2 separate regions of the Mus musculus genome follow, and region 2 is linked to region 1. The links are chromatin contacts, found by Hi-C or POLR2A ChIA-PET in ENCODE. All regions are on one chromosome and are shown on one strand. Each heading gives the region's core, a stretch centred on a gene start or an enhancer-like site at or near the end of the contact. The rest is flanking DNA. Distances are from core to core; before and after follow the strand shown. Region 1 overlaps Plekhm3 (pleckstrin homology domain containing, family M, member 3). Region 2 holds the start of Plekhm3 (pleckstrin homology domain containing, family M, member 3).

The links. A loop is a pair of places that touch in the nucleus more often than their neighbours do. ChIA-PET counts read pairs that join two places held with the same protein, here RNA polymerase II (POLR2A).
Region 2: a map of left cerebral cortex shows a loop between it and region 1 (2.0-fold over the local background). The contact joins the promoter of Plekhm3 here to the enhancer-like site in region 1. A Hi-C loop is called at or near these places in 1 of 37 maps with a recorded cell type or tissue (left cerebral cortex). POLR2A ChIA-PET finds 5 or more read pairs at or near these places in 2 of 5 experiments (Patski and embryonic stem cell).

Annotation. Positions count from the first base shown.
Region 1 is chr1:64,915,697-64,921,265 of GRCm38, reverse strand. The region is part of intron 3 of Plekhm3 (pleckstrin homology domain containing, family M, member 3); the gene reads left to right. Among named protein-coding and RNA genes, the nearest start is that of Gm51628, 32 kb to the right of the region's middle. Within about 2 kb of position 2,005, at least 3 of the 3 ENCODE cell types and tissues checked have a DNase peak (open chromatin) inside an H3K27ac peak, as active enhancers do; they include left cerebral cortex, where a contact is called at or near this core.
Region 2 is chr1:64,953,080-64,959,042 of GRCm38, reverse strand. Plekhm3 (pleckstrin homology domain containing, family M, member 3) reads left to right here and starts at 2,219. Exons shown (of 8, transcript NM_001039493.1): 1 at 2,219-2,348. It overlaps Gm51627 (predicted gene, 51627), which reads right to left and starts at 2,464. Exons shown (of 3, transcript NR_165472.1): 1 at 2,216-2,464.

The DNA.
Region 1 (5,569 bases), core at 756-3,255:
CTACGTATCAAGTATCAGGTCTGTCAGGGCTACTGTGTTACAGTGTGAGGCCTTTTTTCAAAAATAAACCAAACCGAACAAAATCTATCCATCCTAATGCCCTTTGGTAATGTAAACAGAAGCAGCTATGCTTACCTCAGTGAATCACAATGACTTGGCCAATGCCTGGCCAGGATGGGATTTAGGCCTCCTGAGTCAGCAGGATTCTATCTCCTCTGCCTTCTTGAATAATGATCACTGTAACTGTGCATGTCACAGATTGTTTCATGACAGAACTTTGCATCCCAGCTAACTACTGACATTCCTTAGGCAAGGCAAATGTTGTTCCTAGCTAGCAGCTGAAATTGATCATGACCTTGTCAAATCTTGTTCCAGTAGACTCTATAAAGTCAGTATTGAGGACAGCGTGGGGATGGCCAAAAGAGGGTGAAGAGCAGATGACTGCTGAGATAGGAGGGGAAGAAGCCCAGTGTCCCTGGAACACTGTAAGATTGACAGAGTGGACCTCACTCAGAGCTCTTCAACAGTGCTATTCCTCTTTATCCCCATTCTCCTCGCCTCTCACAAACACTGAAATAGGAAGAGAAAGGTGAGAAAAGACCTCCCCCTAAACCAGATTTGTTCACCTACTAAGCTAAATTAAAGTTACCTCCCTTTCATTTGTGATGATAACTTACCACAAAGACAGACTTAATTGGAAGCCTGATGGAGAAATTTTTAATTCAAGCATTGTAGACTTATAAATATGCGTTTAAAAGTGAAAAGATCTCACCACCAGCCAAGAGTTTATGCTCTGTTCTTGCCCTGCATTGAAAAAAGCAAATGGTGATGGTCAGAATGAAAACCTACATTTTAAATTCACTAGAGTCACGATGGCCACCTTTCTATCGGAAAACAATGGACTTTAAGGAGGGTCTTAGTGACTGTGCATAGGAACTTTGCAGTGAGGATGGCAAAAGGGGAAACTCTGAGCCAGAAATACCAGCACAAGCAGATGTGCCACCTGTAGTTCTAACACTGGGAAGGCTTCGAGGCAGGAGGATTGCCAGTTTGAGACCAGTCTAGGATTGATCATGAAAACCTGTCTCAGAAAACAAAAACACGTTGAGAGCCAGCATAGAAGCCATAGGAGGTAATGTGTGTGTGTCTGTATATATGACAAGAGCAGACCTGTGCTGAACCAGTTAACTACTTTTGGAAGTGTTTTTGATAAGAAAATACTACCTTTAGTAGTTTTGGTTTGTTTAATTTGTCATTTATTTATTTTACTTATTCTTGAAATTGTTAGCATTTCAGTGTTTTTTTGGTGCCTATATTATTATATTTTGGAATTCAGGCATTCAGTAATACTCTACTAATTGCTTACAGGATAGGCATCCTGAATTCATAATATACTTACTTGTGTGACATTAGATTGCTGATAGAGTCCATAAATTCCTTGTAATTGGAAAATAGGAGACTAGCCCAGCCTTGTTCTCAAGTTAGTCACTGGAGTCTCTGCCTTAAGAGACTGTATAGTAAGAGAATGAAGAAAGCCCTGCGTGGGCTGTGAAGGCTGCCACTCAGTTAACACTTCTCACCTGTCTCTCAGTTTGCTTCCTGAAGGAGCATGCATTGCCCATATGTTGCATTGCATTGAGTAAAGGGAGTGTTGGAGAGCAGGCCCAGTGCAACTAAAGCTTGGAGAGAGAAAAACAGGGAAAGGCAAAGCGAGGAGCCGAGGCCCGAAGAAGGAAGCGAAGAAGAGGGAAAGTATTACATAATGGGTGAGAGCAGACCTTTCTGGCAGTGTCTGTCACCCAGTTCCCTGTGACACGACGCATCCCTTGGCTGTCTAAATTTGGAGCTTGATAAATCTGGACTGTTGGGGGTAGCTGAGTACGGAGAGCAGGGAGCTCAGCACAGGGTTACAAGTGGAATTGGGTTGCTCGCTTGCGCAGCTGGTGCTTCATGCTTCGGCTTGGCAGTCCGATGGGGTGCAGGTGCGTTTCTAACTCAGAGAGACCGCTAACTTGTAAGTGTGTAACGTACAGTGTACTGCATTCAAGAGTAAAACCAGTTCACTCCCTTTACAGCATATGTGGTTTGCAGGCATTTTCGTTCCCAGTGCTAAACCAGGAAGATTGTTTTTCTGCCTCAGGTTGGGAATTATTCTGTGTGTCCTGTAGGGGGCAGAGTCTCAAAAGAAAAAGAAAAAGAAAAGAAAAGAAAAAGCTTTGTTATACAAACCTGAATGTTTTTTAAATTAGTGGGAGGCTGTTAGTCGTCCAAGAGGTTGCTATAGCAGATGGCCCTTTTAAGGATCCATGCTTCTCTCAGCATTGGTGATTTAAATCACTTGCTTTGCTTTTTGTAACTGTGTGCTGATGACACAGACCGGGTGGAAAAGCAGCTAGAGAACTAGCATGTCTGCCTTCCAGGCTGCCAGTCAGTTTAGCACATTGGACTTCATGCACTCATTGAGAAGCAAATTCACAGACTTTCATGGCTTTAGTGTATCTCTTTAGACTGTTAAGTTTTTAATGTTTACTTAGTCCCTCCCCCATTAAATATTTTGGATGAATAAGGTTGCACTGAGTAGGCTCTTAATTCTGTTGTCATTTGGTTGCTATTTAGAGGAGCTACAAATATTGGCTTTTACATATATAAAATATGGACCGTTGGTCCTGTTTCACTAAATTCTTTCTCTAAGTGAAGACTTCTTAGGTCTCTTAAGTTTTAAACAGTTCCTACAGAGAAAATGGAGCATGACCATACCAGGATGCCTGAGGTTATGGTTTTGAAGCTATATGGGGAGCCATAACTCCATATTTCTTGGCTCATGCTTAGACTTAGGATAGTTGTGTGTGCTAGCTGCATAGCTTCCTTTCCAGCTCCGTGGCTGCTTAGCAAGCCCTTGCTACAGAAGCCTAACCATGTTCAAGTCTGTCTCCTGGGTACCCCTGAGCTCTCCAGAAAGCTAACCATGTTCACGCCAGTCTCCTGAGGACCCCTGAGCTCTCCAGTCCCACCTCCTGACGGCTGAGAACCCATTCCTGTGCTCGTTTGCTTATTCTCTGCTTGCCAAGTGCATGGCTGTGCCTGAGGTCAGAGTGTTAGAAATGTGGACGTAACCCCTTCCCTCATTAGACTGTAGGCAGCTAGGAATGTTAGATATTAAATAATAACATTGGTAACTGCCAAATAGCAGCCACGACCAGATTCACAGATGTGACAGCCACATTCCAGATCCCCGAGCCGTCAGAGGTAGGTAGAGCCAGGTAGGACTGTAGAAGATCATTTCTGGACTATAAAAAAGGCACTCAATGCAGATGAACTTCATGTTTGACCATGACGTCACAGAAAGTTCTTGAGCAGAGCAATGCATGCTGGGCGAGGTGCTGCAGAAGTGTTATTTGGGGATGCTTTTCTATGGCCTCTGTCAAAAGCGTCTACGATAGAAAATGAGGTGTGCTTCTTTAGTGAAACACAGGCTGGAATTCAGCATTGTATTTGACAATAAGGAACCTGTGATTTAAAAATATTAATGCTTAAAAGGTGATTGTTCAGTTTATTAAAATATCTAGTATATGGCCATAAGTGTTTCTAAATTTGGTTTTCATAACTGCCATGTACATTAGATTAAAACATGCTTGTTTTCTTTAGGAATTTGACATGTGTACCTACTCAGCAGATACATCGTTTTCTTGGTTTTGGGGCACACAGTTAAGTTTCCAGCAATTAAGAAACCTAGCAATTGAGTACAATAGTTTCAAGAGCCTGTGACTATATGGTGTGACAGGGATGCAGTGCTCACCTTCAAAACTGTTCCTCGTGAGACTGTTCTGTAGTCTGGGTGTGATTTGGATGGCCCACTTAGGGCAGTGCTCATGAGTGGGACTGAAGTTGAATGTGGGAAGGGACCAAGAGTGGGCTTAGGGCTGCCTCCGGTGCTTCCCTCTGCCGGTTTTATGGTCTGTTCCCTGGCTGCTGTTTAACCTCTGAGGACTGCTGTTGGTGACTGTGCATCTCTGGCATCAAGAGCTGTTGCTTTCCTTTTTCTTCCCCTGCAGCCCTGGGAGGGGTAAACTCAAAGGGGGGAAAAGTTTTGCTGTGAATTCTTCAGCCATTTAGTGCAAATTCCTGTAATTACCGGCATTGTGTCTCTTCTGAATGGCACATAATACAGCAGAAGCCATTCCTAATTGAGACCTTACAGGAGGTACAAATCCCCTCTTTGTTCAGCCTGACAAATTAGTGCCAGAAAGTGGCAGGGTCCGAATGGGAATCAAAGGCAAGAAGCACAAAGATGGGACTTAAGGCTACAGTAATAACCCTCTCTTGTCCTGAAGGAAAAAAGTAATGACCAATGAAAATGAAGGCTTTTTCCTCCCTCTGTGTGTGTGTGTGTGTGTGTTGTTGTTGTTGTTGTTTGTTGTTGTTATAAATTCCCTTGACAGGACAGCACCTCGGGGCTGCTCTATTTATTTAGTAAAAGTGATTAAATAGTAATACAACAGGGTAGCCCATTGTTTCCCTGGGCACCCCCATCTCACAGACCCCTGTTGCCTTGGCTAATTGATTGACAATGAACCTCTGAAAAAGAAGTTTGTTGTTAGGACCTGGGATGTGGAGCATCCCTGCACCCTGCTGTGTGCGTGCCCCGTTCATTTTTGTGTGAACTGTATTCCAGTTTTCCTTTGCCTCACCTTACTGCTTCTTTCCTTCTCCCTTTGCTCTCTCTGTCTTGGTTACTTCTCTGCTCCCCTTTGCTCCCAGACACAGACAAGCAGGTAAGGAAGAGTTAGACTTTTTTAGTACAGGCTTTGCAGAGATCTATCTTTGGGGTCAGCTCCCCGTTCCTTCTGGGGGTCGATAGAACAAGGGGGAAAAGGGATTGCACGTGCTTTCTGCTGTTTTTAACGTGTGGGAATGGTTGTCTGGAAGTTGTGTTTGCTCTAAGATTCCCCCCCCCCCCAAATTCTTTGCTCAATTGCTTGAAGGGAAAAAAAAATGTCCTTATACCAATAGCATTTACATGTTGGGGGAGGGGGATTTGGAGGCAGAAACAAACCCCTTTTTCAGTGGCTCTCAGTTCCTGAGAAACCAGACTTGATTACTTGAAGATCAGATCTGGCTGTTTGTTGGTGTAACTCAGGACCTTAAGGATGCTGGAAGCTTTGGGAAGACAACCAAAGGCCTCCAGGCAGATAATGAATGCACCCCCACCTTATATATGCTCAACTAGCTAAGCTGAAGATAAATCCCTAATTTAACTCTGTTACAGCTGCAAAAACAAATCATTTTAAGCCCCCAGGAAAGCAAAATATGTTAAACAAACAGTATCGACCTCACTAATACCACATGGCATTTCGTGTGATAAATGAGGGCATATTTCTGGCAAGTGCCTGTTTTATGACATCGTTTAGACATAAAGGATACCTTCATCCTAGCAATACAAGCATCCCTGATAGAAAGTATAGAGAGGTTAATTATTCATTCGGTAGCTACCAGTTTGGAAGTAAGCAACAGTTCTTTCTGCCGTGGGCCTCATTTACTTACTGGCCTTGAAGTAAATCCCGTAGAGTGG
Region 2 (5,963 bases), core at 970-3,469, 38 kb before region 1:
GTAAACTAACCATTCACCTGCAGAGGTTCATAGATGATAATGAATGTCCTATTGTGATGCAGGATGCTCGGATGTAGGGAGGTGGTTCATATGCAGTGGCAAGAAGTCTGTGAGGACTCTTCTGAGAACCTAAAACTTCTCTAAAAACACAGTCTATTAACATAGTGACAAAGGCAGCAGCTGACTGCCTTTTGAGTGCTGATGTGAATGTAACTATTTTGAATTTAAAAGAACAAAATATTCCCAGATGTTGACTAGCCCAGAAGTCAACAGCTTCTCAGATGGAATTATTGGATTCCTGTGTTAGTGATCAGAAGTAAATTCAGTCATTTCACAAACATAGATTTAAAGACAATAAATGTTTGGGTTTGTTTTCTTAAATCTAAGTTGTTACACTCTGAATTTGCTTTCAGTAATGAAGTTCCAGTACAGATGATGCTGGAATCATCTTTTTTTAAACAAGGGTAAAAATCGTAACTACTTTATTGTGTTTCTTGTTTCAGTGTCTTTTAGTCTCCTGACTACGGACTATATTTGGAATTTTATATAGTAAATATTTGGGAAGCTATATGTTATGAATTTGTGTTTTAGTTAGACAAACATATCTCTACTTCTGTCCTAGTCAGAATTTTCATTGCTGTGAAGAGATACCATGACCAAGGCAACTCTTTTTTTTTTTTTTTTTTTTTTTTTTTTTTTGGTTTTTTTCAAGACAGGGTTTCTCTGTATAGCCCTGGCTGTCCTGGAACTCACTTTGTAGACCAGGCTGACCTCGAACTCAGAAATGCTGACCTCGAACTCAGAAATCCGCCTGCCTCTGTCTCCCAAGTACTGGGATTAAAGGTGTGTGCCACCACGCCCGGCCCAAGGCAACTCTCATAAAGACAAACATTTAATTGGGGGCTGGCTTAACAGCTTCAAAAGTTCAGTCCATTATTATTATGGCAGGAACTTTGCAGTGTACAGGCAAGTGCTGGAAGACCCAAGAGTTCGACATCTAGATGCCAAGACAACCAGAAGGAGACAGTCTACTTCAGGCAGCTGGGAGGAGGCTCTGATTCCATACTGGGCAGAGCTTAATATACCTATACCTTAGTATACAGCAATCTCAAAGCCGGCTTAAGTAGCAGTCACTTCCTCCAACAAGAATGTACCTACTCCAATAAGGTCACACCTCTGATAGTGCCATTCCTTATGGCCAAGCATTGAAACATGAGTCTATGGGAGCCAAATCTATTCAACCAATCACAATTTGATTCTGTACTTTTTAAAGATTTGACTTTCAAAAAAAATATTATATATCCTGTTGAGTCCTAATTCTCTCCATTTTTAAACAGAATATGGATACTGGTCATTGACTTACACGCGTTTGTTTGTGCTTTGTTTGCTTTTGTTGTTGTTTTGTTTTGGAACTCACTCTGTAGACAAGGGTGGAGGGGCTCAGACTCACAGAGATCCACCTGCTTCTGCCTCCTGAGTGCTGGGATTAAAGGTTTGTGACACCACTGCTTGGCTTGCTTTTGCTTTTGAGACAAAGCCTGTAGCTCTGGTTGGCCCGGAACTCTCTGTGTAGACCAGGTTGGCTTCAAACTCACACAGGTTCACTTGCCTGTGCCTCCTCAGTGCCAGTGCTGGGATTAAAAGTGTGTGCTACCCCGCCCCCGCCCCTCTCTTACTAAGCTTAATTGAAAAAAAAAAAAAAAAAAAAAACCGACTAAGAAGTATGCTGTGATGGCAAATTAAGACTGAAAACTGAAAGGAAGATTCATCCAACCGGAACTGCACGTCTTTGCAAAGTGGCTGGTTACCAGCAGACCTCAGGAGAGGTGACTTCTTGCCCTTCCCTAAGCCCTAGCTGCTAGACTAGGAATCCACAGCCAGGTTAGAGACATTTCCCCTCAACCACATCCTTTAAAACCGTGAACCTAACTAAAGATGAAAAGCAGTTCGTGCACCTATCCAAAGATGACAAGCAGTTCATTCCTATGTTTGGAAAGCATTATTTCTGAGAAATTCTCTTATTCTTAGCAACTGCTGCTAGCTGGCCCTGCCCTGGTAGGTTCCAAGTGACAGTTTTAACTGCAAACATCCTCGGTCTTGGGAAGAACGTGGAAGGGACCAAGCCTGGGATAAAGGCTGTAAAGCAAACAATAAGATAAGGAGGTCAGGCCCCGCCCGACCGCCTGCTCCTCCCGTAGGAGGGACCGGTCCTCACCGGCTGGAACTCTGTGTAATCGGATCCTGTTGCCGGGCTGCCGCGGGGAAGCTTTTGGGCGTGGGACCGCGAGAAGCCGCTTGTAAACAGAGCCGGGCCGGGATGGTCGGCAGCTGGAGCGCAGTCGCTGGCGGTGAGGAGGGCGGGCTGCCCGGGTCGGGGTCCTGCCGGGGGTCGGCTGCAGGCCGCAGGGGAGAAGGGACCAGAGCCGCGGTGAGCATCCTCCTCACGGCGGCCTTGGGCGGGGAGGGGGACGGGATGACGCATCCCCGGAGCTCCCCGGGGTCGCCGGGGTTCTTCCCACGCACCGCTTTCTGTTGTATTTCGCGCTGGGGATAGCACTTCATTTGTGGGTGGCTAAGTGAGGAGGAAGACATGACCTGGTGTTTATTTTTTGTGAATCAAGTAACGCAAATTAGAAAGTAGTTGAATAAGGTGATCCTGTTTCTGCGTTGTTTTTAGTAACCCCTCCCCAGCGATCATAGAAACCAAACCCCAGTAGAGCTTTTAGCCCCAGAGAAACGCTACGTTTGTTCTTTCTATTGACTGAGCCCATTTTGAATGTATAGTAAATGACAGTACAGGACTAATGATAGATTGGTCTTGTATGAAAAGCTTATTAAGCTAGAAAACAAAAACAAAACAAACAAAACAAGATAAGGAGTCCTCAGGCCCTTAAGCTGGAAAAAAAATTCTGATTTCAGAAGACAAATAGAGGCTGGGCTTATATGTATAGTTTGCAAAGCAAGGCGCCTTTACAGGTTAAAAAGATTGAGATATATTATTGTAAATGTTATTTAGTTCCTCCCCTTTTTTTCTTTGATCCATGGAACTAGAAAGAAACTTCTGGGTTTTTCCTGTAAAATATTTTCAACAAATCATAATAAATTGTGACTTGTACTTATACAGCATTATAGAATAGTACACGTTATAAGTGGTTGCTTAAAACACCAAGTAGTTTTTATTTCATTTACTTAAAGAAATACCATAGCAAAAATGAGGTCTTTAAAAGGTCAATATACATGTGTTACCTTGGTAACATAATCTAACTTCACTAGGAGTCAAGTATTAGGTTAAATTGACACGAAGTGTGTAAATGTCATGTACCAAGAAATAACATCAATAACTTGTGTGTTTGTCTTTATAGTAAGTACTTTAACAATGCTATTGTTCTGGCAAGATCCTGAAAGCTTACTTCAGCTTAAATTCTTGTTTGGTCACTTTCTCATTTCGTCATCCTGGAAAGTTTACTCAATTTAGCTGTTTCCTAATCTGTAGAATGGGAATAATAGCCACCTCATCAAAGATTCAATGAGTTATTAAATATGTATGTTTTTTTTGAGAGAGTCTCTCTATGTAACCCTGTTTAGCCTGGAAATTGCTATGTAGATTAGGCTGGTCTTGAATTCACAGAGATCCACCTGCCTCTGCTGGAATTAAAGGCATGTGCCACTTGATGTTTTTAAAGCCCCTGGAACAGTACCTAGAATAAGTGTTTGATGAGTATATCAAATTAAAATATTCCACTACTGAAAAGCAGATGAATAATTGTCAAGTGTTCGGGAAGGCGTGGAGGGGGGAGTTCTTTTTTTTGTTTGTTTGTTTGTTTGTTTTTGTTTGTTTTGTTTTTTTTTTTTGGTTTTTCGAGACAGGGTTTCTCTGTATAGCCCTGGCTGTCCTGGAACTCACTTTGTAGACCAGGCTGGCCTCAAAGTCAGAAATCCGCCTGCCTCTGCCTCCCAAGTGCTGGGATTAAAGGCGTGTGCCACCACGCCCGGCATGAGGGGGAAGTTCTTGTTGAATGGGTGGACTGCAAGATGAAAGACCAGTGGGGGTTGGGCTGCATGACAATGCTTGGCTTAGTGGTTACCATGGTAAATTTTATGTTTTGAGTATTTTGCCACAATTAAAATGGCTCAGGTATCAGTGTTCACAACATTATATGCTCAGAATTCTTTATTGCCACACAGCAGCCTCACTCACGCTTGCCTTTAGTGCTGTGACAGTACGATGGCTTGTGGTGTTTTATTTGGTAGATTCACGCACTGGAGGTTTATCAGAAAACCTGCAGACACATTGTTAATTTGACACCCAAGACTCTGGGACAGGCATAGCTCCATCACGACCTTCTGCTAACTTTGTTTTTGTGTTTTCCTCTAATCCTCACAACCATCACAGAAGTCATGTCTACCTGACTATGTATGTTATAGTACATGACACACTTGAGATTAGAGTGGAGAGGTTGTCAAGGTGGATCTAATTGAAGAGTTCCCATAAAAGTGTAGAGCTTTCTATGACTGGGAAATCAAGAAGACTCAACATACTGTAGCTGATTTGAAGATGGACGATATCATTGCTGAGGACTCTAGGTAGCCTTGAGGAATTTGGAAGGTGTAAAACTACCAAGAGTGGCCCCCTGGCTGACAACCAACAGGAAGTTACCAAAACCAGGATTTTTGTCAACAATCCAGATGACTTTGAATTTGGACTATTTACCAGAATTTCTAGATAAGAGTCCAGCCCACCTGAGCCAACACCTTAGTGACTATGAGATAAGAAGTATTTTTAAAAAGCAACTTAGTGTAAAAATTTGTTGTGTCATAATAGAAAAGTAAAATAGAATCTAGCAGAAAATGGACAAAAAACTTAAGCACACTATTATTATGGAATATTCTCAAGGCCTCTGTGTTAAAGCCTCGGTCTCTTTAGAGGCATTTTGAAAGGATGGGACTTATGAGCACTAGAAGTCAAGAGGTCAACCCAAGGGGGTTGTGGGGCTCTGGGTCCTTCTGTTCTGTCATTTTGCTTGGTGCCTCATAACTGAAGGGCTTTTGCTCTGCTGCGCACACGGACCCTGGTGTGGCCCTGCCACAGTCCCCAATACAATGGGACCAGCTGGTCATAAAGTGAAAGCTCAGAAACTGTGAGGCAAAATGAACCCTTTGCAAGCTCATTACTGTGGGACTTCCCATATAGCCATAGGAGGGAACTGGAATCAAATAGCTAATATATTAACTTGAGTTCTTTCTGTTAATCAAAGGCGCGAACATGGAAACAACAGGCAAGACTTTTCCAGCTCCCAAAGCACTCTAGCTCTCAAAGAGCTTTAATTGTCACGTCAAGCAGTGTGTCATGGAGCAGACGTTCTCAAATGCCACGAGAGGCAGACAGTGCAGCCTTTCTGAAAAACAGTGACTGAGTGTGTAAAATGTCTCAGCAGTGCTCCTACCCTTTGACTTAGCAATTCTTCCTTTAGAAGTCCAAAGGAACTTGTGAGAACAGTTACGTTCATCATGATGCTGAGTGTGCCTTTGTAAAGAACAGACTGGCAATATTATAGATGCCCAGTAACAGGGGAGCAGTCACATTATGGTGCCATCAAAAGACATGACATAATGCAAATATCAAAAAGATATTTATGAAGGGTTTTAACAGTGGAGAGGTTTCAGGCATTGCTAAGTGGGGGAAAGACAATAGAGAACTGTATTTGCGGTATGCTTTCTTTTCCTCTTTCTTGTCTTTTTCTTCTTTGTTATACAGGGCTTCCCCCCCCCCCACCCCCGTTAGAGGGTAAATAAGAATTGTTTATTTTGCCTTTATTTTCAAAACCTGAACAATGTGTAGTACTTTTTTTTTATAACCATGAAGTTCAATAAATGTTTCAAAGTTGTCTACATTATAGTGAATGCATTTTGAATCTAAAACCCTGCACTAACAATGAGAACAATAAATTCACAACTAATATAGG